2 separate regions of the Homo sapiens genome follow, and region 1 is linked to region 2. A link is a loop called in an ENCODE intact Hi-C map of the cell type or tissue named here. Cell type or tissue: ascending aorta. All regions are shown on one strand. Links, peaks and the distances in the headings refer to the core of each region. The heading gives the core; the rest is flanking DNA.

What was found. Hi-C counts contacts between places; a loop is a spot of excess contacts. Peaks named below come from ENCODE experiments on the same cell type or tissue, not always from the same donor. Only the 100,000 strongest peaks of a DNase experiment are listed, where the experiment ranks them.
Region 1: a loop joins it to region 2, with 8 times the contacts of the local background. A loop is called at or near these places in 2 of 110 quality-filtered maps.

What each region holds. Positions count from the first base shown.
Region 1 is chr17:82,987,377-83,002,800 of GRCh38, reverse strand. All of the region lies in intron 6 of QTGAL (queuosine-tRNA galactosyltransferase), which reads left to right. Among named protein-coding and RNA genes, the nearest start is that of QTGAL, 57 kb to the left of the region's middle. In ascending aorta, for the core only: no CTCF peak of the experiment used is centred there; no DNase peak of the experiment used is centred there.
Region 2 is chr17:82,938,731-82,954,154 of GRCh38, reverse strand. TBCD (tubulin folding cofactor D) reads right to left here. Exons shown (of 39, transcript NM_005993.5): 37 at 14,679-14,788; 38 at 12,672-12,756; 39 at 8,241-11,706. The coding sequence ends at 11,692. It overlaps QTGAL (queuosine-tRNA galactosyltransferase), which reads left to right. Exons shown (of 13, transcript NM_001009905.3): 12 at 7,172-7,276; 13 at 10,106-12,006. The coding sequence ends at 7,252. It overlaps LOC124904095, which reads right to left and starts at 12,665. Exons shown (of 1, transcript XM_047437261.1): 1 at 12,078-12,665. The coding sequence starts at 12,649. The coding sequence ends at 12,101. In ascending aorta, for the core only: no CTCF peak of the experiment used is centred there; no DNase peak of the experiment used is centred there.

The DNA.
Region 1 (15,424 bases), core at 4,401-12,400, 51 kb before region 2:
TGTCCCGTGTGCCCCCAGCACGTTCCAAGAGCCAGGCTGCTGCATGCGATGTGGACAACAGGGTGTCCTCGGCAGTGGACTGTGCTTCTGTGAGACTGGACACGGGGCCGCCCGCGGTGCCGCCTCGGGTATGACTGGCTGCCGTCTGAGGGAGGGGACGTGGCCGTTGCCACATGGGTGGCTTGTCCCTGCCATCCTCTGTGGGGCCCTTGGCTGCCCCTGGGGGAGGCAGAGACCATCTTGTGGTCATGTCATGACAGCCCTTCCCTGTACGAGCTAGCGGCCGAGGGCGCGTGTCCTGGTGACTAGGCTGCACACTGTGAGTGAGTTGCTGTGCTTTTCAGTGAAGTTGTGAAAATACTTAAAACGGGAACTCAGGCAGACTGTGGCTACTTTTCTAAGTAACGTGCACCTCGTGCAAACCGGAATGCGGTTCGGCGTTGCCAAGCTGGTTCTGAACTGCAGCAGTCTGGACACATGTTGAGTTTCAGCCCAGCTCCAGACCGCGGTCAGAGCGCTGTCACCGAGAGCGGGTTCCCCGGAGGCCATGGCTGAGCTGCCCCGTGGGGGCAGGCTTTCTCCTGAGTGTTAGCTTTGATGCCCATAGAAGAGTTTTTTATTTTCATGTTTTTTAATTAAAATGAATCAATGTTCTTTTATCAGTTACATACTGTATTCACTTAAAACAATTTTAAAATAGACCTTCATGCCAGTATAGTGTGGGAAATTTAAAAAAAAAAAAAAGGCGCAGTGGCTCACGCCTATAATCCCAGCACTTTGAGAGGCTGAAGCAGGAGGATCACTTGAGCCTGGGGATTTAAGACCAGTCTGCGCAATATAGTGAGACCCTGTCTCTACGAAACATTATCTGGGTGTGGTGGTTCACACCTTTAGTCCCAGTTTCTCGGGAGGCTGAGGTGGGAGGATCACCTGAGCCCAGGAGGTCAAGGCCACCATGAGCCATGATTGTACCACTGCCCTCCAGCCTGGGCAACAGACCCTGTCTCAAAAAAAGAAAAAGAAAAACTTTATTGCATTTGTCAAAAGTTATGCTTCACTGTTTCATAAAGTCAAGCAATATAAAAAATTACAGAGAAAAAACGATGTTACTGCAAACCCACCACTTGTTCCTCTCAGATGTCTCTGTGTGCAGGTCACACACCCAGCACCTAGAGGGGCTCCCGTCCCCCACCCCGCCCGCCCCTCTGCTTTCTGTGACCATAGACTGGTTTACGTTTGCTGGAATTTTACGTAAATGGAGTCCTACACCCTGTGTTGACTTGAAGGATGCCGAAGTGTTCCTTCCTGGGACTTTCTGTTTCATAAAGTTCTGTTTTTCTCCTCCTTGTCCACTTTCTCATCTTCTTCCTTTTTTCTTCACAGTTTCTGGTTTGAATTGAGATCTAAAGAAGGTGCATACATTGCAGTTGTTGATAAATCCCTTTAAATATCCAGATTCCTCCGTCTTCCTTTTCCTTGACTATGTTGTGGACGATGTTGAATGATTTGCCATCGGTGCTTTCAGTAGTCCGACTTCTGCTGATTGCATCTCCCTGGTCTCATTTAACAGATTCCTCTGTCCCTGGAGTTCCTGCAAAGTAGTACTTAGAGCTAGAGGCTTTATGGGATTTACAGTGATTTGTCCATTTGTCTTGTTGATGTATACCTTTGTTGATGTATAGCTTTGTTGATGTATAACTGACATACAGCAAATGGCCCCTATTTCAAATGTACAGTTTGATCGGTTTTGACATGTGTCTGTACCCCAGTGACCCACCACAGTCAACACAGTGAACACATATATCCAACACCCCAAGTTTCCTCCTGTCCATCCCGGAGCCCTCCCCACACCATGCAACCATGACCCACTTTCTGCCTGCACAGCAGTTTTACATTTGCTGGAGGCTCAGGTAAATGCAGTCATGTGCTGTGTGCTTCACTGGTCTGGCCACCTTCACTCAGCATAATTACTGTGGGTCCAGATGCGTGGCTCGCTCACAGCAGTGGTGACCCTCGAACAGTGTGTTGGAACTGCACAGCCTACGTACACTTGGGTTTTTCTCAGCAAGTGTATTGGAGAGGTTTTTGGAGATGTGTAACAATTTGGAAAAGCTTTCAGACAAACAGCATGGCCTAGGAATACTGAAAACACTAACAAAAAGATGTGTCATGAGTACATAAAATATATAGTGATGCTAGTGTTTTTAAATCATGTAATACCAAAAATTATACACAAATCTATTATAAAAAGTTAAAATTTATCAAAACTTAACATGCATACAAACACTTATAGACCACATATGGGGTCTTTCACAGTTTAGAGAAATTAAACAAATGTAGGGATGCAGAAATGAATCACAACTGCACAAAACTCACTGCAGTGCGTGCTGCACGACTGATGTTTTACAAACCCCTCCTGCCGGCACAGCCGCGAGCTCAGGTGCTGTGAGTGCTTAAAACGCTGGGTGAGGCTGATCATCTCCGCAAGCACAGCTCCTCCCTCCAGTAAATCACAAATCACAGTAAAAAAGTGATCTCTCGGCCAGGCGCAGTGGCTCATGCCTGTAATCCCAGCGCTTTCGGAGGCCAAGGCAGGTGGATCATGAGGTCAGGAGTTCGAGACCAGCCTGGCCAAGATGGTGAAACCCCGTCCCTACTAAAAATACAAAAATTAGCCAGGCACAGTGACAGGTGCCTGTAATCCCAGCTACATGGGAGGCTGAGGCAGGAGAATCGCTTGAACCCAGGTGGCAGAGGTTGCAGTGAGCTGAGATCGCGCCACTGCACTCTAGCCTGGGCGACAGAGCGAGACTCCATCTCAAAAAAACAAAACAAAACAAAAAACAACAACAAAAAAAACCAGTGACCTCTCACAGTTTTCACACAGTTTTAATCATGTTTAAGGCGATCCTATAAACCTTGAGTGACACCCTAGGACCCATACACAGTGCCACTGGTAATGCTGGAGGTGCTCCCAAAAAGCAGAGAAAAGTCATGACATTACAAGAAAAAGCTGAATTCCTTGCTATGTACTGTAGACTGAGGGCTGCAGCTGTGGTCATTTCAGACAGATGATTCTTGTAAACAGACTACGTGAACTTAGGGTATCAATAAATACAGTACAGTACCATAAATGTATTTTCTCTTCCTTATGATTTTCTTAATAAGCTTTTCTTTCCTCTAGCTTACTTTATTGTAAAAATACAGCATATAGTACATATAACATACAAAATATGTGTTAACCGACCGTTGATGTTATCGGTAAGGCTTCCCATCAACAGGAAGGCATTAGTGGTTAAATTTTCGGGGAGTTAAAACTTATACATGGATTTTCAACTGTGCAGGGGGTCAGCACCCCTAACCCCCACATTGTTCAGGGGTCAGCTGTGTTCTGTGGTGTGGATGTACAATTTGTTTACCCACTTAGCTGTAGATGGACATTTGAGTTGTTCCAGTTCCTTGCACATTTGTGTACAAGCCTTTGTGCATGACAGTGAACATATGTACAAGCCTTTGTGTGTGCATGACAGTGAACATATGTACAAGCCTTTGTGTGTGCATGACAGTGAACATATGTACAAGCCTTTGTGCATGACAGTGAACATATGTACAAGCCTTTGTGTGTGCATGACAGTGAATATATGTCCAGCCTTTTCTCTTGGGAAAATACTTAGAAGTGGAAGGGCTGGTTCATATGGTAGGGATGTGTTTCACTTTTAAAGAAACTGCCAAAGTGCTTTCCAAATTGGTTGCACCATTTTACATTCTCAAGCCATGTATGAGAATTCAGTTCTTCCATGTCCTTGCCAACTCTTGATATGATCTTTTTTTTTTTTTAATTTTAGCTAATCTAGTAGGTATGTAGTGGTATCTCGTGGTGATTTTAGTTTGCATTTCTCAAATGGGTAATAATGTGAAACATCTTTTCGTAGATGTATTTGCCATCCGTGTATCTTCTTTGGTAAAGTGTCTGTTCACATCCTTTGCCCATTTTTGTGTTGAATTGTTTGCATTCTTATTGTTGAATTTTAAGAGTTGTTTATATATTCCAGACACAAGTCCTTTGTCAGACTTTGTAAATATGTTTTCTGAGTCAGTGGCTTGTCTTTTCATTCTTTTAACAATGTCTTTCAAAGAGTAGAAGTTGTAATTTTTGGGCCAGGCATGGTGGCTCACGCCTGTAATCCCAGCACTTTGGGAGGCCAAGGTGGGTGGATCATGAGGTCAGGCAGTTGAGACCATCCTGGCTGACACAGTGACACCCCATCTCTACTAAAAATACAAAAAATTAGCCAGGCATGGTGGTGGGCGCCTGTAGTCCCAGCTACTCAGGAGGCTGAGGCAGGAGAATGGCATGAACCCGGGAGGCAGAGCTTGCAGTGAGCCGAGATTGTGCCACTGCACTCCAGCCTGGGAGACAGAGTGAAACTCCGTCTCAAAACAAAACAAAACAAACAAAGTTGTAATTTTTGATGAAATTCAATTTATCTATTTTCCTTTTATGGACATGCTTTTTTAGATTTAAAATTTTTTTAAATTATTGTGGGTACATAGTAAGTACGTATATTTATGGATTATGTGAGATATTTGCATATAGGCATGCAGTGCATGATAATCACATCAGGGTAAATGGGGTATCCGTCACTTCACCTCAAGCATTTATCCTTTGTGTTACAAACAATACAACTATATTCTTTTAGTTATTTTTAAGTGTAGAGTTAAACTAATTTTGACTATAGTCACCCTGTTGTGCCAGCAAATTCTAGGTCTTATTCATTCTTTGTAACTATATATATCTAGATATATATCTATATATAGATATAGATAGATAGATAGATCTAGATAGATATAGATATATATATATATATATTTTTTTTTTTAAACCCATTAACCTTCCCTACTTCCCTCCCACCACCCACTACTCTTCCCAGCCTCTGGTAACCATCCTTTTATTCTCTATCTCCATGAGGTCAATTGTTTGAATGTTTAGCTCCCACAAATAAGCGAGAACATGTGAAGTTTGTCTTTCTGTGTCTGGCTTATTTCACTTAACATAATGACCCCCCAGTGCCGTCTATGTTGTTGCAAATGCCAGGATCTCATTCATACACTTCATTGTGTGTATGTACCACATTTCTTTATTCATTCATGTGATGATAGACATTTAGATTGTTTCCAAATCTTGGCTATTGTGAATAGTGCTGCAGTGAATACGTGAGTGCAGGCAACTCTTTGATATACTGATTTCCTTTCTTTTGAGCATATACCCAGGAGAGGGATTGCTGGATCATACAGTGGCTCTATTTTTAGTTTTTTGAGGAACCTCCAAACTGTTCTCCATAGTGGTTGTACTAATTTACATTCCCACCGACATTGTACAGGGGTTCCCTTTTCTTCACATCTTCACCAGCATTTGTTATGGACTGATTTTTTGGATAAAAGCCATTTTAACTGGAATGAGAAAAATTGTATGTTTTATTTGCATTTCTCTGATGATCAGTGATGTTGAGCACCTTTTCATGTGCCTGTTTGCTATTTGTCTTCTTTTGAGAAGTGTCTGTTCAGATCTTTTGCCCACATTTAATCGGATTATTCTATTTTTCCTAGAGTTGTTTGAGCTCTGTATATGTTCTGGTTATTAATCCCTTGTCAGATGGGTAATTTACAAATATTTTCTCCCATTCTGTGGGTTGTCTCTTCACTTTGTTGATAGTTTCCTTTGCTGTACAGAAGCTTTTTAACTTGATGTGATCCCGTCTGCCCATTTTTGCTTTGGTTGCCTGTGCTTGTGGGGTCTTACTCAAGAAATCGTTGCCCAGTCCAATGTCCTAGAGAATTTCCCCAATGTTTTCTTTCAGTAGTTTCATAGTTTGAAGTCTTAAATGTAAGTCTTTAATCCATTTTGATTTGATTTTTGCATATGGTGAAAGATAGGGGTCTAATTTCATTCTTTTGCATATGGATATCCAGTTTTCCCAACACCATTTATTGAAGAGACCATCTCTTCCCCAATGTAAGTTCTTGGCATGTTTGTCAAAAATGAGTTCACTGTAGATATATTGATTTATCTATGGGTTCTCTATTCTGTTCCACGGATCTATGTGTCTGTTTTTATGCAAGTACCATGCTGTTTTGATTGCTATAGCTCTGTAGTCTAAGTCAGGTAATGTGATTCCTCCAATTTTGTTCCTCTTGCTTAGGATAGCTGGGGCTATTCTGGTTCTTCTGTGGTTTCATATAAATTTTAGGGTTGTGTTTTCTATTTTTTTTTTTTTTTTTGAGGCAGAGTCTCGCTCTGTCATCCAGGCTGGAGTGCAGTCGCGCGTTCTCGGCTCACTGCAACCTCTGCCTCCAGGGTTCGAGTGATTCTCCTGCCTCAGCTTGCTGAGCAGCTGGGACTACAGGTGCGCACCACCATACCCAGCTAATTTTGTATTTTTAATGGAGAGGGGGTTTCACCATATTGGCCAGGGCTGGTCTCAAACTCCTGACCTCATGATCCACCTGCCTTGGCCTCCCAAAGTGCTGGGATTACAGGCATGAGCCACTGCACCCAGCCTGTGTTTTCTGTTTTTGTGAAGAATGCCATTGGTATTTTGATAGGGATTGCATTAAATCTATAGATTGCTTTGGGTAGTATAGATATTTTAACAATAGTCGTTCTTCGAATCCGTGAACCTGGAATATCTTTCCATTTTTTTGGTGCCTTCTTTAATTTCTTGCATCAGTGTTTTATAGTTTTCATCATAGAGATCTTTCACTCCTTTGGTTGAGTTAATTCCTTGGTAATTTTATTTTAGTTATCACTGTTGTAAATGAGATTACTCTTCTTTAATTTCTTGCATCAGTGTTTTATAGTTTTCATCGTAGAGATCTTTCACTCCTTTGGTTGAGTTAATTCCTAGGCATTTTATTTTAGTTATCACTATTGTAAATGAGATTACTCTTCTTTAATTTCTTGCATCAGTGTTTTATAGTTTTCATTGTAGAGATCTTTCACTCTTTTATTTTAGTTAATTCCTAGATATTTTATTTTATTTGTAGCTATTGTAAATGAGATTACTTTCTTGATTTCTTTTTCAAATTGTTCACTGTTGGCATATAGAAATGCTACTGATGGCCGGACATAGTGGCTCACATCTATAATCCCAGCACTTTGGGAGGGCGAGGTGGGTGGATCATGAGGTCAGGAGATCGAGACCCATCCTGGTTAACATAGCGAAACCCCGTCTCTACTTAAAATATACAAAATTAGCCAGGCGTGGTGGCACATGCCTGTAATCCCAGCTACTTGGGAGGCTGAGGCAGGAGAATTGCTTGAACCCGGGAAGCAGAGGTTGCAGTGAGCCAAGATCATGCCACTGCACTCCAGCCTGGGTGACAGGGTGAGACTCCATCTCAAAAAAAAAAAAAAAGAAAAAGAAATGCTACTGACTTTTGTATGTTGATTTTGTATCCTGAAACTTTGCTGAGTTTGTTTATCAGGTCTAATAGTTGTTTGGTGGAGTCTTTAGGTTTTTTTAAAATATAAGATTATATCATCTGCAAACATGGAGAATTTGACTTCTTCCTTTCCAATTTGGATGCCCTTTATTTCTCTTGCCTGATTGCTTTAGCTAGGACTTTCAGTACAATGTTGAATAACAGTGGTGACAGTAGGCATGCTTGTCATGTTCCCAATCTCAGAGGAAAGGCTTTCAGTTTTTCTTCATTCAATATGATACTAATTGTGGATCTTTTGTATATGGCTTTTATTATGTTAAGGGATGTTCCTTCTATACCTTGCTTTTTAGGATTTTTAATCATGAAGAGATGTTGAATGTTATCAAATGCTTTTTCAGCATGAATTGAATTGATCATATGGTTTTTGTGTCTATTCTGTTGACATGATGTATCACATTAATTGATTTGCATATGTTGAACTATCCTTGCATCCCTGGAATAAATCCCACTTGGTCGTGATGAATGATCTTTTTAATGTGTTGTTGAATTCGGTTTGCTAGTACTTTGTTGAGGATTTCAGTGGTTACAGTGATATTGGCCTATAGTTTTAATTTTTTTATGTGTCTTTGTCTGGTTTTGGTATCAGGGTAAAATTGGTCTTGTAGAGTGAGTTTGGAAGTATTCCTTCCTCCTCTATTTTTTGGAATAATTTGGGTAGGATTGGTATTAGTTCTTTAAATGTTTGGTAGATTTCAGCAGTGAAGCCATTGGGTCCCAGGCTTTTCTTTGCTAGGAGACTTTGTATTATGACTTTGACCCTGTTACTTGTTATTGATCTATTTAGGTTTTGGATTTTTTCATGGTTCAGTCTTGGTAGGCTGTATGTGTCTAGGAATTTTGATTTTTTTTCCTAGATTTTCTAGATCTCTTCCCCTAGATTTATTTCTAATTTTTCTAAATTTTTCCCTTAGATTTTCCAATTTATTGGTGTATACTTGCTCATACTAGCCACTAATTTCTTTGAATTTCTCCAGTATCAGTTGTAATGTCTCTCTTTTCATCCCTGATTTTATTTGGGTGTTCTCTCTTTTTTTGTTAGTCTGGCTAAAAGTTTATCAATTTTGTTTATCTTTTCAAAGAACCAACTTTTTGTTTCATTGATCTTTTGTATTTTCTTTATGTTGAATTCATTTATTTCTGCTCTGATTTTTGTTATTTATTTTCTTCTACTAATTTTGGGTTTGTTGCTTTTCTAGTTGCTTAAGATGCATTGTTAGGTTGTTTATTTGAAGGTTTTCTTCTTTTTTGATGTAGACACTTATAACTATTTAAAACTTCCTTCTTAGTACTGTTTTTGCTATATCCTATAGGTTTTGGTATGTTGTGTTTCCATTATCATTTGTTTCAAGAAATGTTTTAAGTTCCTTCTTACTTTCTTCATTGACCCACTTGTCATTCAGGAGCATATTGTTAAATTACCATTGTTTGTATAGTTTCCAAAATTCCTCTTATTGATTTCTAGTTTTAGTCCATTAAATAAAACTAGATATTTTAGTAGTCAGAGGAGATGCTTGATATTATTTCAGGTGTTTTTTTTTTTAATGTTGTAAGACTTGTTTTGTGACCTAACAAATGATCTGTCCTTGAGGATGATCCATGTGCTGCGGAAAAGAATGTGTACTCCGCAGCCAATGGAGGAAATATTTTGTAAATATCTATTAGGTCCATTTGGTCTGTAGCACAGATTAAGTCCAATGTTTCTTGTTGATTTTCTGTCTGGAAAATCTGTTCAGTGCTGAAAATTGAAGGTGTTGAAGAGGGTGTTGAAGTCTCCAGATGTTATTATATTGAGGGTCTATCTCTTTAGCTTTAATAATATTTTGCTTTATATATCTGGGTGCTACAATATTGGGTGCATATATATTTATGACTGTTATATTCTCTTGAGTTGACCTTTTTATCATCATATGGTGACCTTCTTTGTCTCATAATTTTTTTCTTTAAATCTATTTCATCTGAGATAGACCCTCAATATAAGTATAGCTACTCCTGCTCTTTTCTGGTTCCATTGGCATGGAGTATGTTTTTCCACTGCTTTATTTTAAGCCTGTTTCTTTAGAAGCCAGGTGTGTTTCTTGTAGGCAACAGATCATTGGGTCTTGTTTTTTAATCCATTCAGCCACTCTATGTCTTTTGATTGGAGAATTTAATCCACTTACATTTAATGTTACTATTGATAAATAAGGACTTACTCCTGCCATTTTGTTATTTGTTTTCTGGTTGTATTTTGGTATTCTCCTCTTCCTTTCCTTCCTTCATGTCTTCCTTTTAGTGAAGGTGATTTTCTCTGGCAATATGATTTGATTTCTTGCTTTTTATGGTTTGTGTATTCATTGTATATTTTTTATTTGAGGTTACCACCAGGCTTACAAATATTATCTTATTACCCATTATTTTAAGCTAATAACAACTTAATACTATTTGCATAAACAAACATGCAAGCAAAAAGAAAACTAATAAAAACTCTATACCTTAACTTTGTCCCCCACTTTTTAACTTTTTGTTGTTTCTATTTATATCTTATTGTACTATCTGTTGAAAAGTTATTATAGTTATTCTTTTTGATTGGTTCATTGTTCAGTCTTTCACTTAAGAGTAGTTTACACACCACAGTTACAGCATTATAATACTTTGTGTTTTTCTGTGTACTCATATTAGCAGTGAGTTTTGTACCTTCAGGTGATTTCTTTTTGCTCATTAATATCCCTTTCTTTCTGATTAAAGTACTCTCTTTAGCATTTCTTGTAGGACAGGTCTGGTGTTGATAATATCCCTCAGCTTTTGTTTGTCTGGGAAAGTCTTTATCTCTCCTTCATGTTTGAAGGATATTTTCATTGGATATACTATTCTAGTGTAAAAGTTTTTTCCTTCAGCACGTTACATATGTCATGCCATCCTCTCCTAGGCATGAAAGACTGACCTGTAAAGTTTCTACCGAAAAGTCTGCTGCCAGACATATTGCAGCTCCATTGTGTTATTTGTTTCTTTTCTCTTGCTGCTTGTAGGGTCCTTTCTTTATCCTTGACCTTCAGGAGTTTGATTATTAAATGCCTTGAGGTAGTCTTCTTTGGGTTAAATCTGCTTGGTGTTCTATAACCTCTTTATTCTTGGATATTGATAGCTTTCTCTAGGTTTGGGAAGTTATTATCCCTTTGAATAAATTTTCTACCCCTATCTCTCTACCTCCTTTTTAGGGCCAATAACTCTTAGATTTGCCCTTTTGAGGTGATTTTCTAGATATTGTAGGCATGCTTCATTATTGTTTATTCTTTTTTATTTTGTCTTCTCTGACTATGTATTTTCAAATAGCCTTTCTTCAAGCTCACTAATTCTTCTGCTTGATCAATTCTGCTATTAAAAAGTTCTGATTCATTCTTTAGTATGTCAACTGCATTTTTCAGCTCCAGAATTTCTGCTTCTTTTTAATTATTTTAATCTCTTTGTTAATTTTTTTAAATAGAATTCCGAATACCTTCTGTGTTATCTTGAATTTCTCTGAGTTTCCTCAGAACAACTACTTTGAATTCTCTGACTGAAAGGTCACATATCTCTGTTTCTCCAGGATTGGTCCCTGGTGCCTCATTTAGTTCATTTGGTAAGGTCATGTTTTCCAGGATGGTCTTGATGCTTATGGATGTTCATCTGTGTCTGGGCATTGCAGAGATAGGTATTTGTCATATAGTCTTTGCAGTCTATGTTTGTTCGTACCTGTCCTTCTTGGAAAGGCTTTCCAGGTAGTCAGTAGGACTTGAGTGTTGCGATCTAAGCTGCATCTGCATTCCACTTGGCTGGGGAGGCCTCACAATCATGGCAGAAGGCAAGGAGGACCAAGCTTACGTGGATGGCGACAGGCAAAGAGAGAATGAGAGAGAAGCGAAATCGGAAACCCCATGTAAAACCATCAGATCTTGTGAGACTTATTCACTACCATGAGAACAGTATGGGGGAAACTGCCCTCATGATTCAGTTATCTCCCACTGGGTCCTTCCCACAACACGTGGGAATTATGGGAGTACAATTCAAGATGAGATTTGGGTAGGGACACAGCCAAACCATATCAGCCACCTTGCTCCCCACTCCCCGCCCATGGATGTGGTTTTGATGTTGTATCTAAGAAATCTTTGGCTAACCCAGTTCACAAAAGTTTTCCTCCTGTTTTCTTCTAAAAAGTGTATAGTTTTGGGTTTTACATACAGATCTACAATCCATTTTTTAGTTAATTTTCATCTACGATCTGGATTATTATCTTAATCAGCTCAGGCTGCCATAACAAAATGCCAGAGGCTAGGTGGCTTAAACAACAGAATTTATTTTCTCACAATTCTGGAAGCTGGAAAGTCTTAGATCAAGACCTGGCAGGGCTTGCTTTCTGATGTGGCTCTTCCTGGCTTGCAGACACCCACCTTTTCTCTGAACCCTGATATGGCAGAGACAGAGGGAGAGAGAGCAGGCTCTGTGGTGTCTCTTATTATAAAGACACTGATCCCAGTAGAGCCCCACCCTCACGTGAAATCTAATCATCTCCCAGAGGCCCCATTTCCACAATACCTCAAATAGGGGGTTAGGGCTTCAACCAGTGCCTGTCACAGTCCTGGAAGACAGAATCTCCAGTGCTGTAATTCTGAAATTTGAAATCCCTAAAGATCAAAATCCCCAAATCTAAAATTCCTAGCATCTAACTGAATCCCCAAACTATAATGATGGATTTGGAATTAGGTGCCATCAAGTCTTCTGTAAGTGAATTTCAAGTTGTTACCAATAAAGTTTGTTTTTTCCATTCAGTCCAATGCATTTGGTGCAAAATCCAGATGAGTGGCTTGGCCACGTGATATGGCAGTGACAGAAACTTCCGTTTAAAAATGAGTTGAGTCTCTTGCCTACGATGGCGAGTCTCTTGCCTGTGTTGGCGTTCCTGCTGATGACACTGCCTGCGTTGGCGTTCCTCCCAGCTGATCACACACTGAGAGCTTTTAGGGAATCATGGCCACATTTGCCCAAAGAAACCAGCAAAGTGACTGACTGCTTCAAAATAATTGTGTGTATAGTAGGATAAGAAGACACTTACACAACAGTGTTCTGTTCCATCACCAGTATGGTTTGTATTAAACCTGGGGTCTGTACAAGAGGGCATGCAGAATGCATATCCACGTACCCAGAACAACACAGAAGCACAGCATGGAAGACGGGAAAATGTAAGGAGAAGGCTTATCCTGGTGTGTGTCAAATCACAGAGGAGTTTCAAAAAGAGCAGTGCCGCAGAGAAGATGAATGTGAGCTCATTCTCCAAGGAAGCCATGTCTTAAAAGAAAGCGGTTATCCATTGTGATGCAAACCTTCAAAATACACTTAATGATTGTGAAAGTCAGCCAGCTCTTAGGGACTGTTTCTGTGCAATTGCCCGTAATATACTCCTGTGGTATACTTTTTCATAAATCAGATTTTCTGTTTAGTTTTTTATTGTTTGTAATTTTTTCTATTTTTGTTTGTTTTTTCTATTTTAAATTGTCAGCATTATGTTTTACAATCACTATGCTTGTGTTTCACCTTTGCATCATTTCTTTTACAGAGCTGTAATTCATTTATGCATCTTTTTGCAAATTCGACTCCACAAAGGTGCACTATCAACAATGTTGACTTTGTAAGCATTGTGCATGTCCGTAAAAACGTTGAAACTTCCTTAGTAAATGAAAAGATGTCCTTTTTGTACATCTGCATTTATGAAAGATGAAATTTCTTGAGATCTTGGCTTTTGGGGTGAATGTGTATGTGGTGGTAACCATCTTTTTTTTTTTTTTTTTTTTTAGTTCCAGAATACATGTGCAGAATGGGGGGTACATTTGTTACATAGGCAAACCTGTGCCATGGTGGTTTGCTGCACCCATCAACCCACCACCTAGGTATTAAGCCCTGCATGCATTAGCTATTTTTCCTGATGCCCTCCCTTCCCCCACCTCCACAACAGGCCGTAGTGTGTGTTGTTCCCCCCGTGTCCATATGTTCTCATTGTTCAGCTCCCACTTATGAGTGAGAACATGCAGTGTTTGGGTTTCTGTTCCTGTTTTGGTTTGCTGAGGATAATGGCTTCCACCTCCATCTATGTCCCTGCAAAGTACATGATCTCATTCATTTTTATGACTACATAATATTCCATGGTATACCACATTTTCTTTATCCAGTCTATCATTGATGGGCATTTGGGTTGATTACATGTCTTTGCTATTGTGAATGGTGCTGCAGTGAACATACGCGTGCATGTACCTTTATAATAGAATGATCTGTATTCCTTTGGGTATGTACCAGTAGTAGGATTGCTGGGTCAAATGGCATTTCTGGTTGTAGATCCTTGAGGAATCACCACACTGTCTTACACAATGGTTGGACTAATTTACATTCCCACCAACAGTGTAAAAGCATCCCTACTTCTCCACAGCCTTGCCAGCATCTGTTGTTTCTTGATTTTTAAAAAATCGCCATTCTGACTGGCTTGAGGTGGTATCTCATTGTGGTTTTGGTTTTCAATTCTCTGATGATCAGTGATGTTGAGCTTTTTATCATATGTTTGTTGCTGCCTAAATGTCTTCTTTTGAGAAGTGTCTGTTCATGTCCTTTGCCCACTTTTTGATGGGTTGTTTGTTTTTTCTTGTAAAGTTAAGTTCCTTGTAGATTCCAGATATTAGACCTTTGTCAGATGGACAGATTGCAAAAATTTTCCCCCATTCCATAGCTTGTCTGTTCACTCTGATGGTGTAGTTTCTTTTGCTGTGCAGAAGCTCTTTAGTTTAATTAGGTCCCATTTGTCAATTTTGCTTTTGTTGTAATTGCTTTTGATGTTTTTGTCATGTAATATTTTCCCATGCCTATGTCCCGAATGGTATTGCCTAGAGTTTCTTGTAGGGTTTTTGTAGTTTTGGGTTTTACGTTTAAGTCTTTAATCCATCTTGAGTTAATTTTTGTATAAGGTGTAAAGAAGGGCTCCAGTTTCAGTTTTCTGCATATGGCTAGCCAGTTTTCCCTGCACCATTTATTAAACAGGGAATCCTTTCCCCATTACTTGTTTTTGTCAGGTTTGTCGAAGCTCTGTTTGCAGACAACATGATCCTATATTTAGAAAACTTCATCATCTTAGCCCAAAAGCTCCTTAAGCTGATAAGCAACTTCAGCAAAGTCTCAGGATACAAAATCAATGTGCAAAAATCACAAGCATTCCTATACACCAACAGTAGACAAGCAGAGAGCTAAATCATGAATGAACTTCCATTCACAATTGCTACAAAGAGAATAAAATACCTAGGAATACAGCTAACAAGGGAGGTGAAGGACCTCTTCAAGGAGAACTACAAACCACTGCTCAAGGAAATAAGAGAGGACACAAACAAATGGAAAAATATTCCATGCTCATGGATAGGAAGAATCAATATCGTGAAAATGGCCATACTGCCCAAAGTAACTTATAGATTCAATGCTATTCCCATTAAATTACCATTGACATTCCTCACAGAATTAGAAAAAACTACTTTAAAATTCATGTAGAACTGAAAAAGAGCCTGTATAACCAAGACAGTCCTAAGCAAAAAGAACAAAGCTGGAGACATCACACTCCCTGACTTCAAACTATACTACAAGTCTACAGTAACCAAAACAGCATGGTACTGGTACAAAAACAGACACATAGGCCAACAGAACAGAATAGAGATCTCAGAAATAAAACCACACATATACAACCATCATGGTTTTTGATGGATCTTGTCCAAAGACTTAGGTTGTCCAACAGAATATTTCAGATGACAGGAGCTATTTCTTTATGAATACGGTTCATCTGCTCATTAACCGTTATACCCATGTGACTGTCATTAGTGTACTTGAGTGTTTATGCTTGTAAAAATGTGTGTGTTAGTATTGTCTGTTTTATTGTGTAAAGTGG
Region 2 (15,424 bases), core at 7,214-15,213:
GCCTGATTGCCCTGGCCAGAACTTCCAATACTATGTTGAATAGGAGTGGTGAGAGGCCATCCTTGTCTTGTGCCAGTTTTCAAAGGGAATGCTTCTAGCTTTTGCCCATTCAGTATGATACTGGCTATGGGTTTGTCATAAATAGCTATTATTTTGAGATACGTTCCATCAATACCTAGTGTATTGGGAGTTTTTAGCACTAAGGGTGTTGAATTTTATTGAAGGCCTTTTCTGCATCTGTTGAGATAATCATGTGGTCTTCGTCTTTGGTTCTGTTTATGTGATGGATTATGTTTATTGATTTGCGTATATTGAACCAGCCTTGCATCCCAGGGATGAAGCTGACTTGATCATGGTGGATAAGCTTTTTGATGTGCTGCTGGATTCAGTTTGCCAGTATTTTATTGATGATTTTCACATCAGTGTTCATCAGGGGTATTGGCCTGAAATTTTTTTTGTTGTGTCTCTGCCAGGTTTTGGAATCAGGATGATGCTGGCCTCATGAGTTAGTAGTCCCTTTTTTTCTATTGTTTGGAAGTTTCAGAATGAATGGTACCAGCTCCTCTTTGTACCTCTGGTAGAATTCGGCTGTGAATCCATCTGGTCCTGAGCTTTTCTTGGTTGGTAGGGTATTAATTACTGCCTCAATTTCAGAACTTGTTATTGGTCTTTTCAGGGATTCGACTTCTTCCTGGTTTAGTCTTGGGAGGGTGTATGTGTCCAGGAATTTATCCATTTCGTCTAGATTTTCTAGTTTATTTGCATAGAGGTGTTTATAGTATTCTCTGATGGTAGCTTGTATCTCTGTGGGATCAGTGGTGACAGCCCCTTTATCTTTTTTTATTGTGTCTACTTGATTCTTCTTTTCTTTGCCTGGCTAGTGGTCTATTTTGTTAATCTTTTCAAAAAACCAGTCATTGATTTTTTTGAAGGGATTTTTGTGTCTCTATCTCCTTCAGTTCTGCTCTGATCTTGCTTGTCTTTTGCTAGCTTTTGAATTTGTTTGCTCTTGCTTCTCTAGTTCTTTTAATTGTGATGTCAGGGTGTCGATTTTAGATCTTTCCTGCTTTCTGATGTGGGCATTTAGCACTATAAATTTCCCTCTTAACACTGCTTTAGCTGTGTCCCAGGGATTCTGGTACGTTGTCTCTCTGTTCTCATTGGTTTCAAAGAACTTCGTTATTTCTGCCTTAATTTTGTTATTTACCCAGTAGTCATTCAGGAGCAGGTTGTTCAGTTTCCATGTAGTTCTGCGATTTTGGGTTTCTTAATCCTGAGTTCTAATTCGATTGCACTGTGTTCTGAAAGACTGTTAGGATTTCTGTTCTTTTGCATTTGCTGAGGAGTGTTTCACTTCCAATTATGTGGTTAATTTTAGAGTAAGTGCTGTGTGGTGCTGAGAAGAATGTATATTCTGTTGATTTAGGGTGGAGAGTTCTGTAGATGTCTATTAGGTCCGCTTGGTCCAGAGCTGCGTTCAAGTCCTGAATATCCTTGTTAATTTTCTGTCTCAAATATTGACAGTGGGGTGTTAAAGTCTCCCATTATTATTGTGTGGTTGCCTAAGTCTCTCTGTAGGTCTCTAAGAACTTGTTTTATGAATCTGGGTGCTCCTGTATTAGGTGTGTGTATATTTAGGATAGTTAGCTCTTCTTGTTGCATTGATCCCTTTACCATTAGGTAATGCCCTTTTTTGTCTTTTTTAATCTTCATTGGTTTAAAGTCTGTTTTATCAGAGACTAGGATTGCAACCCCTGCTTTTTTTGCTTTGCATTTTCTTGGTAAATAACCACGGGTGAGTGGTTGATAGAGTGAGCCAGGCCCCAAGCGGTACTGTTGGGGGGTTGTGGGGGACACACAGACATGGGCACCTGTGACAGCTAGAAGCACGCCACACCAGGGCGGGTCACGGTTCCTGCCCCGCAGAAGCCGTGAGGCCAGCGTGTGTTGGTCTACACTGCCCGGCCTGTGATGAGCTGTCACACAACTAATCCAAGTCAAGTCCAGGCAGAACAACGTGAGCAGAGCCTCTTGGGCACAGCTTTCTGGCAACTACTGGCGCACCTCATTTTATTGCACTTCATTGTGCATTTTATAAATTACAGGCGTGTGGCAGCCCCACGAGAGCAACCCCATCAGTGCCCCTCTTCCAGCAGCACGCCCACTCCACGTCTCCACGTCTCCCCATCTCCACGTGTTAATTCTCGCAATATGTCAAACTGTTACTGTATGTGTTACGGTGACCTGTGGTGTCACTACTATCTCGGGGCGCCCATATGAATCAGTGAACTTGATTGATAAAATGCGAATGTTCTGACAGCAGCTGTCGCCTCCCCGCTCCCCCCCACCCCACCCCTCCTCAGGCCTCCCTATTCCCTGAGGCACAACATTGAAATTAGGTTAACTAATAACCCCACAGTGGACTCTAAGTGTTCAAGTGAAAGGAAGAGTCGCACGTCTCTCGCTTTAAATCAAAAGCTAGAAATGTTTAAGCTTAGTGAGGAAGGCATGTCGAAAGCCACGACTGGCAGGAGAGGCCCAGCTTTCAGCCTAACGGTTAGCCAAGTTGTGAATGCAAAGGAAAAGTTATTGAAGGAAATTAAAAGTGGTCCTCCAGTGAACACACAAATGATAGTGCGGATAGGGAGAAAGTGTTAGTGGTCTGACAGATCAAACCAGCCACAACATTCCCTTAAGCCAAAGCCTAATACAGAGCGAGGTCCCAACTCTCTTCAATTCTGTGAAGGCTGAATGATGTGAGGAAGCTGTGAACATAAGTTTGAAGCTAGCAGAGGTTGGCCCACAAGGCTTAAGGAAAGAAGCCGTCTCCGTAATATGAGTGTGAGGTGAGGCAGCAGGCTCTCCAGAAGATCATGCTACGGTCACAATGGAGGTGGCCGCACTCAACCACAGATCTTCAGTGTAGAGGAAGCAACCTTGAACTGGAAGAAGACACCATGCAGGCCTTTCATAGGTAGGGAGAAGTCAATGCCTGGCTTCAGAGCTTCAAAAGACAGTCTGACTCTTTGCCGTGACTTTAAAACCCATCTATGCCTAGTGTTCCATTATTGGAACGCTAAGCATGTGCAAGTTTATATTCTGCTTAAGGTCACTGCCAAGATCTGATTGCAAAAATTCGAAAAATTGCAACCTCAGCCATAAATGGGTTAAGTTGAAGGCAGTGGTCGCCATTCTGAGAATCCTAGGATTCTTAGGAATGAGGCTAAATCTGCTCTGCCTGTGGCTCTAGAAATGGAACGGCAAGGCCCAGGTGGCAGCACATCTGTGCACAGCACGGTTGATGGAATAGTGTAAGCCCACCGTTAGGCCCAGTGCTCAGAAAAGGAGATTCCTTTCAAAATACGACTGCTCATTGACGGTGCACCTGGTCACCCAGGAGCTCTGAGGCTGATGTACGAGGGGTTCGTGTTTTTGTGCTGACACAGCATCCGTTCTGCAGACCGTGGGTCCAGGAGTCATTCCAACTTTCCAGTCTTATTGGAGAAAGACGTTTTCTAAGGCCGTAGCCGCCAAAGATAGTGATTGCTCTGATGGATCTGAGCAAAGTAATGAAAACCTTTGAATAACCGTTGTCCAAGTTACCGGGGACATTTAGGTGAGTAAACGGGAGGCTCCGAGAAGCAGTTATAAAATGCAAATTCTACACGAATCTGGTTTAGTTTTTCAGAAACAGCCTCTTCAGGATCTACTTCTCAGGGACCCCCTCTCCAACCCCGTCAGTGCCGCTCTTCCAGCAGCATGCCCACTCCACGTCTCCTTGTGGTAATTCTCGCAATATGTCAAACTGTTATCGTATGTGTTATGGTGACCTGTGGTGTCACTACTATCTTGGGGCACTCATATGAACCCCAAGGCACTTGGTGAAAACCCTTCCCAGGGAGCCGGCTGAGCATGGGAAAAGAGGTTCCTCCTTGTCCTGCACACGCTGTGTCCTTGGAGGGCCCAGAGCCCCCACGGTCACCTGTCTCTTGCTTGTTCTTCCAGGGGCAGCTGGCAGTGTGGCCTCACAGCACATGCTTGTTCCATCTCTTGCTCTTTTCACGTGTGTAGATTGGAGGTTATTCCGTGTGAAGCCGCTGGAGCCCCCGGGCTCTACTGTTGCTGTGACTTTTCTATTCAGGGAAATTTCCAGCTTATTTGAGCCATATTAGCAAAGTGACAGGAAACCAGCCCTATGTACCCATCCCTGGAGCAAGCGTGTCCATCTTATGTGTCCTCCACACCTCCAAATCCCCACGCTGGTGTTGTGGCACTCATTCTAGCCTAATTTCATCCATTATTATTTCCCTATCTCAAGGAGATAAAAACTGTTAAAAGGACCATAAAACCACCATCCCACCACAGAATTCCAAATATCCCATCGATGTTCAAATCTTCCTAATTGCCTTATAAATTGCTTCATGTTTTAAGTTTGCTTGCTGGAACCCGGCAGCGTCCGTGTGACCTTTACGACATGACCTTTCTGTCTCCCTGACGCCGACGCTCTTTTCTTAGTTCAGCTGAAGAATGGGCTTGTGTATCCTGCACTCTGCCGACCGGTTCCCTGTGGTTTTGCGTGTTCTGCTCCATCCTTTTGAGAGGTGGTCAGACCGAGGCCGCATCAGGCTCCCCTGCAATTCCGTTTGGCGGGAGCAGCTTGCGGGTCTCAGGGCACCTCGGTGGCACTGTTGTTGTGCCTTCCTCCACCGTTAGCTGGAAGAGTAAAGAGAAACCCAAGGTTCACGTTTGTCACTAAAACACCCGCTCTTCGATTATATGGATGTTTCATGCATTTGTGATACAGTTACTTACTGATGTACCTTTTGGCCATTTTTAATCATCTGCTGTTTAAAATGCTGCTGCAGTATTTGTATATATACATAATTTCGCTCAAGTGGCTCTGTGTGGAATAAATTCTAAAAATTTCTGGGTCAAAGAGCACACACATTCAATCCCAGTCTGGCTGTTCACCACCCGCAGCTGCTGTGCCAACCCAACCCACCAGCGATGGAGCACCTGCCTCGTGCCCTTAAAGGGAGGGAAAGCATCTTCTCACATATTTATAAACTGCTTTATTTCCCCTTCAGTAAATTATTATTTTCATTAGCCCATTTTTCTATTGGTCAGTATTTTTCATAAGGAAAACTCTCCGACATGCTGCAAATTTTCCTGCCATTTGATATTTTTGTATTTTTGCCATTGTGATATAATCAAATTAAGTGACTTTCATTTATGGAGTCTGATTCATTCTAAGACAATCACTCCTGGTTGTGAAATTTAAAAAACAACATTGTCCCATTTTGCTTCTGGGATTTCTAGTTTTTAATTACATCTTTGATACAACTGGAATTTCTTTTGATTACAGATGCCAATTTTTCTATTTGGATAATTGTCCCAACATCGTTTACATCACTGCTTTTCCAGGAACGAAATGCCGTCTATGTTGGTTGTGAACGTGCATTTGGCACCTGGCAGGGCCAACCCTCATGGCGTGTGCGTGAACACATCCCTAAACCATAGTCTAATTTATCCTATTTTTGTAGTTCATGTGAGCAGAATCCAGTGTCTGTGTTCTCGCATCTGGTTTTCACTCCACGTGTTTGGGGTGTGTGCGTATCGCTGTGCATGGTGTGGACTTTCTCCACGTCCCGTGTGCAAACGCCACCCCACCCAGAGGCCACGCCAGGACCCAGGCCTGTGGGCAGTGGTTCCCGGTTTGCCCTTGCAAGGACGCTGTGTCCTCCTGCGTGAGCATCCCTGCCTCGGGTCTAATCCTGGGAGTGGAAGGCAGGTCGTGGGTGTGGCTGCATCCTCAGCTTCTCTGGATGATGCCCAGGAACATGCCCAGAGCCAGAGGGCCCAGCTGCTCGGCTCCCTCACACTGGGCTGGGCACTTGGTCGCCAGCCGTTTGGGGAGTGTGTTCTCATGGTGGTTTCAGGTGTGAGTCTGACCAACAACCCCCCGTGCCCGCTGGACACTGGAGTTCCTTCCTCTCTGGCGGTGTTTCTCATCAGGGTTCCCCACCGGCCTACTGCACGCTGCGTCTCTCCTGACCTGTAGGAGTCCCCTACACCTCTGGCTGCTCGACTTTGTTGGTTTAATGTTTTGCAAATGTCTTCCTCCATTTTGTGGTTTGCCTTTTCATTCTCCTAATGGAACATGTTGCTTTACAGAAGCATCTAGTTTTAACAGAGTCTTGTTTAAGACGGTGTCAACACGCACTGGGCTGGCCTGGTCCCTGAACTCAGGTGTGTTTCCTTTGCAAACTCTAGAGCAGAGAGACAAGGGAGGAAGGACAGATAGCGGCAGAGTGTGTGGAAATGTTTTCCAGGAAGGATGGCTTTGAGTGACAGCATCATTTGAGTGACAGCAGTGGTAGGTGGTGTAATGGATTCTGATGTGGTGGGGGTAAGGGGCGCAGCCAAGCTCCGATTCCTCCTGCTGGGCCCAAGGACCAAGGACTGTGACAGGAATGCATAGTCCCTCCTCTGTCCTGCCAGAGGCCAGAGACTTGTGTCCACCACTCTGCCGGGCTGTCTTCAGGAACTTGTTCAGGAGGTGCTGGGGTGCAGGGCACGTCTGAAAGGCATTTCTGGACACCTGCTGTGGCCTCATACAGGAGAGTAGGTGACCTGGCCAAGGCCAGCACACAGGACAAGATTAAGCATCCAGGGACCCGGGGTCACAGCCCTCACTCCATTGCAGGGGTGGGGATGACAGAGGCCAGAGGAGATCAGACAGGGGCAGCTGTTGATGGTTCTGAGATGCAGTTTCTGTCTGAGGGGCCTCCTCCCACTCCTGGCCTGTGCAGAGGGGTGGGTGTGTGGAGGGAAGGTGGGTCTGCCCTGGTCAAACAGCAGAGGCATTGCCTGTTAGTCTCATTCCATTCCGAGTGCCCCCAGGGAGAGTCAGCCACCTTATGTAGAGAGGCAAGGCCAGAAGGCAGGGGGGGCCTCCCCTCTGGTGACCAACAGGGCCTGTGGTACAAGCAGTGCCGGCTGCTGCCCTCTCTGGCCTTTGTCTCCTTCCAGCCTCTCCGCTATTAGCAGAGGAGCAGAACACTTGACAGGTGGACACAGGCCACCCCCAACCCCTGGCCCTGGAGGAGGCTCCACAGTGGCCTCCTAGAGCCAGGAGACCGGACTGAGCTGAATCTGCTGCTCCTGACAGGACCTCACAGGGGGCGCCTTTGAGGACAACCTGAGGTCACTGCACTTGCAGGAGGGCCAGGACTTCCTTCACTTCAGCTGACGGACCCATGGCAGCTGCTCCCAGGTGGGTCTTTTCACCGAAGAACCATCTGGGTTTGTTTCTTTATTATGTTTCATTTCCTTTTCATTCTGCTCTTATTCTAATTTTCTTTACAGTTAGTCCTCTGCTTATGTTCAGCTCATTAATTTCCAGCCTTTCTTCTGTAATGTATAATTCACGACTTCAGAATCGCTTAAGCACCACTTTAGGTGAACTCTATCTGTTTTGATTAACTTTTATCTTTCATTATATATTTTATAATTTTCATTATTTCTTTTAAAGAGATGTTTTTAAAAACATTTTTAAAATTTCTGTGTACACACACACACACACTTGGGTTCTGTAACTGTCCATTGGGTCAAGTTTTTCTCCTTCAACCGTGCCTTATGACACTTTATTGAAATGTACCAATTCAATAAAATACACTATGGTAGTAGGTGATCAATTTCTTCTTGAATGTTTGCTTTAGTATCTTCTAAGACTGTGTTACAAATGTAGGAAAGTTCTATCAATCATCTTCCTGTTGAACTGAGCCTTTAATCATCATATAGTAATCTATTCCTAATAACACTATTTGCCTTCCTTTAACTGGAGAACTTTGTCATTAACAGAGGTTTTAATCCATTCACATTTATTGTGTCCCAAAATATTTATTTCTAATTGTGTGTGTGTTTTGCAGCTTGTTCTGCCTTTTCCTCTTGCCATTCTTGCATATTTTGATAGTGTATTTTTTATTCTTGTTCCATTTCTCTCCTACTAGTATAGAAGTTATCTTCCCCATACATTAACTGTTTGTGTGTGACTAAATACTTCAACATGCACCTAGCCAAGCTGATAACTGAATTATCTGCACTCTGTTCCAGGAGAACATAGACTTAAGATGCTCTAAATTCAGCCACCAACTCTGCCACTGATTTATATGCTGCTGTTGTCCATTTTAAGCAATTCTACGTGCTTTAAAAAAAAATCCACATATAAGCCATCTTTCTATGTTTTTATGGTCACAGTTTATTGCTTCCCTTGCTCCACATTCCTCCAACTATCCAACTGCGATCATTTCCCTCCTGCCTAAAGTTTATCCACTAAAGCAGTGGTTCTCAACCAGGGGCACCCCCAGAAGATATTTGGCAGTGTCTGGAGACATTTTTTTTTCTTTTTGTCACAGCTGGGTAGGGGGATGCTGCTTCCATCTGGGATGTTGCTGAACACCCTGCAATAAACAGGACAGCTCTCAAAACAAATGACTCAACCCCAAATATTAAGCCAAGATTAAAAAACCAAACAGATAAGAATGGCATATTTTTATCTAAATGACTTAATTTTGTTCTCTTCTTTAATGTTATGCTGTGGGCACAATTCAAGCAACTTGACAGCTATTTTCTCTCAGCATAATGAAGACCTTGGTCTACTCACTGCTCAACTCCAGTGCTGCTGCTGGGAAATTGGTAGTCGTTTATATCACTCTGTCCTTCTTACAGTTCTGCAGTTTCACTGTGGCAGGTCTAAATGTGAGACTGTTAGGCTTCTGTATCTGGGGACTGTTGCATGTCAGTATGGAATATCTGCATCATTTCATTTCATTCTGAGACCCCAATTACCCAAAGGTTAGACATTCTTCAATGTCTCTTGATGTTGCTGTCATATCTTCCAGTTCTCTGGATAATGTTTTCAGATCTTCCAGTTTTCTAATTCTCTCTTCAGCTGTGTCTAAGCTATCCATTGAGCTTTTCATTTCACTTCTTACATTTCTAGGGGCTCTGTTTTTTTCTAATCTCTTCTTGATCATTTCTAGCCCTTTTCAAAAATGTACTCATATTATAGCCTACATTCTACCAGAGAGGTTTTGTATTTGCATCTTCTGCCCTTGTCTGGGAATACCACTGGTCAGGGCCAAGTCAATCAAATTTTCCACTTTAGGAGTTTTGGGGATCATACAGGTAGTATTAATTCAGGCCACTTCAGGGGAGATAGATTGAGATAAGAGTCTTGCTGCTGTTCCTTTGAAAAAGACTTATTTAGGGTCCCAGCTTTATATAGTGGTCCATTAGATCTGGCCCTGGGCCTTAAATTCTCTCATCCATTCTGCTATCAAAATAGCGTGACTAGATTCCAGGGCTCAGCAGAAACCCTCAGGATCTCCAAGGTCTCTGCTCTCACATGGAGGGTTTCTGGTTAGCACCTAGAACGTGTTTGTGGGTACACAAATCCCACATCAGCTCCCCGGTCCCAGGGATACTGGCTTCTTGCTGCTCTCTAAACTCACAAAGCTTGCTCCACTTCTGGGACCACAAGCATTCTCTTTTCTGCCATTGGACACAGTCTGGACCTCTGCCCAAATGCTGCCCCTTCAGAGAGGTTTTCTGAACACCTTCTCGGAGTCAACACCCAACATGCCATTCCATTGCCCACTTTATCTTTGTTCATAGCACTCAGTGTTGCCTGCCTTGATGGTGCTTGCTTGTTCATTTGCTATTGTCTGCCCCAGCTATCATGTGAGCAAGGGGTTCCTTGCCAAACTCTATCACCTGGACCCTGGTGGGCTCCAGAAACGGCTGCTGAAAGAGGGCTTTCCAGGCCACCAGGTGTCTGGTGAGCACAAGTGCCCCAGTGATGGATGGGATCCAGTGGGAAAGAGGCAGTGGCCAGTGGAGTGATCCACTTTCCTCGGGTTGCTAAGTTAGACCGACATTAAAAGAAGAACTGCTTTGCCACATAGTGTCACTGATGGGTCTGGGTGGGTAATCGACCTGCCTCCATGTCTTAAAATGCCATTTATCTGGAATCTTCTTTTAATTGCACTAAGAACAGTTCATCATGTTTTTCTCAGAAGCCACTTGTTCCTTCCATCCTCAGTGCATCCCAGGCCAGCAGGAGCTTTGTGAGCTGCAGGCATGGCGATGGTGCGCCTGTTCCACACCCAGCAGGCGCAACCAGAGTCTCGTGTGTGCCGACCACAGGAGCCAAGCCTTTTCCACTGTGTGGACTCATGTGGCCAAGGCTAGGCCTGGTCACCCAGGACCCTCACCACGTGACCCCAGCCAATCGGGACAGTTCAAGGAGGAGGAGACCCCTATTACACAGGTTGGAATAAAATATTTAAATCTCGTAAAAATGTAACCCAAGGCTCTTTTAGGGTATAAAGACCATTGGCCACCAGGTCAAACACAACAACAGTAGTGTGTTAACCCCACACTCCTGTGTGGCCAGGTCGTCACACACATCCCGTGAAGAGCTGTCTGCTAAACACACAGCACGGACTGTCACAGTCCTGGTCTTGTGGTCCTGGTGACCTCACAAGCCTCACAGATGCGGTGGCACCTCCCAGTTCTCGGCCTGCCCATGTTCCTGTGTCCAGGCCCCATCCCCACCTGAGAGCAGGCCAGGGAGCCACCCTAATCTACACCACGCACATGGCACCCCTGGGCTCCTCACATAGGGAAAGGGTTGCTCACCCAAGCCCTTGGGCCTCTGAGTGGCCACACCTGGGGCTGCTTTGGTGCTGCTGGCCGTGGTTCTGCACCTCAAGCCCTATGAGCACAGCACAGGTCCCAGAGATGGGTGTGGGTTGCTACCACAGTGAAATTTTTATACACGTTCCCCTCACCAGCTTTGGGATGGATCAGCACGAGCTCAGACACAGAGACAAAGGTAGCCTCCTGCCCTTTGCCTAAAAACCCAAGTGTGGACTCTGCCCAGGCTCTCCTAAGACAGTGTAATTATTTCAAGAATGGTATTTATTTCCGACATTACTGTAGAGGCACACATTGGACTCTGACGATTCCCCTTGCAGCAGACATTTGTGAAGCTGCTGGTCGGCACACCCATCAATCAGTGACTCCTGCACTGCAGAGGGGCCACATGCACGATGCTCACGTGTGCACAGGGGGGAGGACAGCACCCCCACCAGGCAGACGGGCCCAGAAACAGCATCTGCCCAGCACTCCAGACCATGCCTGCCACCAGGGCTTCTCAGTTCTCTAGCATTTGAACCTCTGATTTAACATTCATCTCTCTCCAAGACTGGGTGGGGCACTGCCTGTGGCCAGACGTCTCCCACAGCAGGGACAGCACCAGGCAAGAAGGGGGCCTGGTCTCCAGGCAGGAGGAGTGCAGCCCACCTCCCCTCTGGCTGACCCCTGGGCAGTGAGCCTTTCCATCACCCCTACACACATCAGGCTCAGAGACAAAAGGCAGGAACTTCTTGGTACATGATTTTATAGGAAGCACATTTGTGTTCAAGTGAAGGCAGAGGCGTCCACCCCAAGTCACCAGAGCGCAGGTGCAGAGAGGAAAAGCTGTCAGCTAGTGCCAGCCTCCAAGGGCCAGCGCTACCCTTCAACAGCTGGAGGCACCACTGTGCGAGGCTTTCCACACCGGCCTCCCTCAGGAACAAGACATCCTCACCAGGCAGGGGTGAGGTATGGGCTCCAGGACTGGCTTCAGCAGGCACCAGGCTGAAGAAGAGACAAGACAAGCTCAGGCTGGTCAGCTCCAACACACACCATTCCCAGCCAGGGGACCCTCACCCCTCTGGGCCCTGTGTGGGGACTGACACGGTTCCTGCAGGAAACCATTTGTGCCGTTTCCCACACACCCGGCAGCCTGAGCTATGTGGCTGACAGGTGCTCATGACTAACGTGTCCTCGGAAGGGCACCCCATCTGGGGAGCGGGAAGGGAGGTTCACTGCACTGCTCTTAACCTGCATTCACACGTTTGAAATTTTTCCTAATAAAAATGTAAAAAGCACATTTAATTCCAAAGTCTGCTGTTGAGTTCAGCCTTTACACACACAGAAATGGGGGAGGCTGTGTCCTGATGCTCAGCCCATCCCCACTGCCCCCATGTATCTAGACATGGTTCTCCTCCTCCCTCTCAGATATAACCTCCTGCCGGAAGGAGGCTGAGAGGAAGGAGCCAACCCTGGTAACTAGAGAGACAGCACAGCAACCCTGGGCCCCAGCCCCCGAGAGAACTGAGGTACTTGTTTTTGTTACTTTAGAAGAGTGACGGGCTGGTGAGGTGCACAGGGGCAGCTTCTGGGGGCCTCTCACCCAGCCCCGGCCCCACTCATGGGAAGCAGATGAGGAGGGGTAGGGTGGCACTCTTGGCACTTGGAGCACAAACAGACCCCAGGGCCAGGCATGAGGAGCCTGGATCAAGCTGGTGCCAGCTCCACCCACTCCCCGGCCCCCCAAACGCCCCAGAGCAAGTGGCCTGGATGCCACAGGGGCCCACAGGTGTGGGCAGTGGCCAGAGAAGGCAGCTCTGCTGGTCCCGTAATCCCAGGGGTCCTGACATGAGACGAGGGAACGGGCCGTGTGGACGTGCTGGCAGAAGCTAAGCACAGCCGCTGGCCCCAGAACATTCCAGAGCTCAGGGAAGCACAGGCACCTCATGCTGTGAAGGTGACAGGGTTACCTGGGGCACCAGCTGGGGCCTGGGTACGCCCAGAAGGTCACACAGACGGTTGCGCTGCTCTCTCACCACTGCAAGCTCCGCGTCCCTGTGAGGAGAGGGAGAGCCGTGAGTCTCTCGAGTGCCCACCGGAGAACCTCAGGTGTGCGGAGGTCCCGCGTCAAGCTTCCATGGCCGCAGTCAGGGAAAGGAGACCTCACCCCCGACATCCATAGCCAGGCTGAGGGCAGAAAAGACGTCACAGGAGCACGTTCTCCAGCAGAGCCTCGAGCCTGAGCCCTTTCCGGAATCGCAGGAGGACGGTTCCTTCCCAACAAGGGGTGCCCCTCGGGAAGGACCACGCCCAGCGCAGGGACTGCGGGAGGACAGACCAAGCGAGGCCAAGGAGGGGCTGACAAGGGTTTTCCAGGTTTTAATTTAGCTGTTGATGCGAAATAAAAATTCTAGCAATGCTGTGGAGATATCTGGGGCATGTTTTTCGTTTCTAATTTAAAATATTCTCTTTAAATTCTAAGGATTTTTTTTTTTAACAGAAAGGGGATTAAACGATAGGAGAAGCCCCCAGGCCCACCCTGCTAGTTCCTCCCTCCCTGATGTGAGGAAAGGAGGCCACCCCGACCCAGCCTCGCTGGAGGAGGCCTCGCCCCGCTCGGGACACCTGGCTTCTTCAGTCCTAAAGCCAATTATTTTAGAATCTGGTCCAGAATGCACCTTGGTGTTTTTTTTTAAAAAAATCATTGTAAAAACGGGTCTCCAGAGCAGTAGTTAAGATGGCCATTCTCTCAACGCATGTTGAGAAGACAGCCCAGCTGCTCCCGGTTCCTCTCCTGGGACCACGTGTTTGTTTAGGAGCAGACACACACTCCTCCCCAAACCAGAAAACCTCGCGGAAGCCCTGGAGAGGCCACCTCTGTCCTCCGAGGCCACAGCGGCTGCCTGGTGCGTGAGCTCTATGGGAACCCAGCCCTGTTGGAAGGTCACTGTTCCGAGGAGACACCTAGGGAACGTCACCTACGTCCTTGCTGGATTCAACAAGGGGCGTGGACCCCACAGACCTGTAGCAACGCACCGGGATCAGCACGGAGGCCCTCACAGTCGGCACTCAAAACAGAGCAGCATCCACAGGCAGGACACCTGGGACTCCACCACCCCGGGTATGCCATGTGGACACCCACACAGCCTCTGGTTGCTTCAGTCCTGATCTCCAACACGGGGTGACGAGACTGCTCCCCTTTTAGAAGTGTGTGTGTGTGTGTGTGTGTGTGCGCGCGTGCAAGTGAGCATGTGTGTGAGCCAGCATGGGTGCCCATGCCCATATGTGTAAGACACCATCACTGCTGTTCCCAGGAACATACCGGTTGGCCCAGGACACCTGAGCCTGCACTTTCCCCACTCTGCTCTCATTCAGACCCTCCCACCCCCAACTCAATACACACATCTTTCAAAACCGCCATTCTACTCCACCCATGGTAAAGAAGCCAGCCCATGTTGCAGAAACTGTGCCTGCCAAAGTAAACGTGGAGAGTGGCACTATGGCCTCCTGAGGGCCTCATGGCCCTGAGGAAGGGGGTGGACATCAGAGCAGAGGCGTGGGGAGAGCTTTTCTTATTTCCGCCTGTGCCTCTTGATTTCCAACAGGTGCTCACACGGCCTATTCCAAGAGAACTTTAGAGAGGTCTGGGGCAGCAGCACCTGCCAGGCCTTCAGTGCCCTCTGCTCCACAGGCCACCAGACACAGCCTTGTGGTACAGGTGCCCGCTCCCCTGGTGGGATGGATGGCTTTGCTGTGTTCCTGACACCTGACACTGTTTGGGGACAGGGCGGTTGAGAAGAGGTTTCGGCTACAGCAGCACGGCTGCCTTGTAAAACCTAAGCAGAGGATGTGGAGACCTGGGAACCCTCTTTCCTCCTCCTATCAGAGGGTTTTGGGAGAGACGAGTAGACACGGTGGGGACAGGAAGAGGGGCGGTGCCAGGCCCAGGTGGCCGTGCAGGAAGGGCCTTCACTCACCACGCAGTGTCACTGAGCACAGTCACCACCTCGTCCAGCACATCCGCGCCCACGACGTCACTGTAGGTGAGCAATGTCTCGTACACCTGGCTGGCCGTGGTCTTCCGGATCTGGGACAGGGATGCAGTGCATTTGCCGGAGGGAAGCGCCACCGCCCCACCCCGGAGAGACGACAGGACCCAGGCCAGGGAGCCCCGTCAGTGGAAGGCGTCAGGAGGAGGACGCTGACCCTGCATCCCATCCCAGCCACAGCAGGGCTGCAACCAAGAGGAGGTGCCTTCCAGGCCCATTAACCACCTCCTCCCTCCACAGACACACAGCTAGCTGCAGGATCCCAGCAGTGAAGATGACATCATTCTTGTTTAAATGCTTTATTAACCAACCTGCTCCCTCACCAGAGAAGCAATCTCGCCTGCTCTCTATTAACTAACCTGCTCCCTCACCAGAGAAGCAATCTCGCCTGCTATTAACCAACCTGCTCCCTCACCAGAGAAGCAATCTCGCCTGCTCTCTTTTCATCAGAGAAGCACTCTCACCTGCTCTCTATTAACCAACCTGCTACCTCACCAGAGAAGCAATCTCGCCCGCTATCTATTAACCAACCTGCTCCCTCACCAGAGAAGCAATCTCACCTGCTCTCTTTTCACCAGGGAAGCAATCTCGCCTGCTCTCTTTTCATCAGGGAAGCAATCTCGCCTGCTCTCTTTTCATCAGGGAAGCAATCTCGCCTGCTCTCTTTTTGAGTG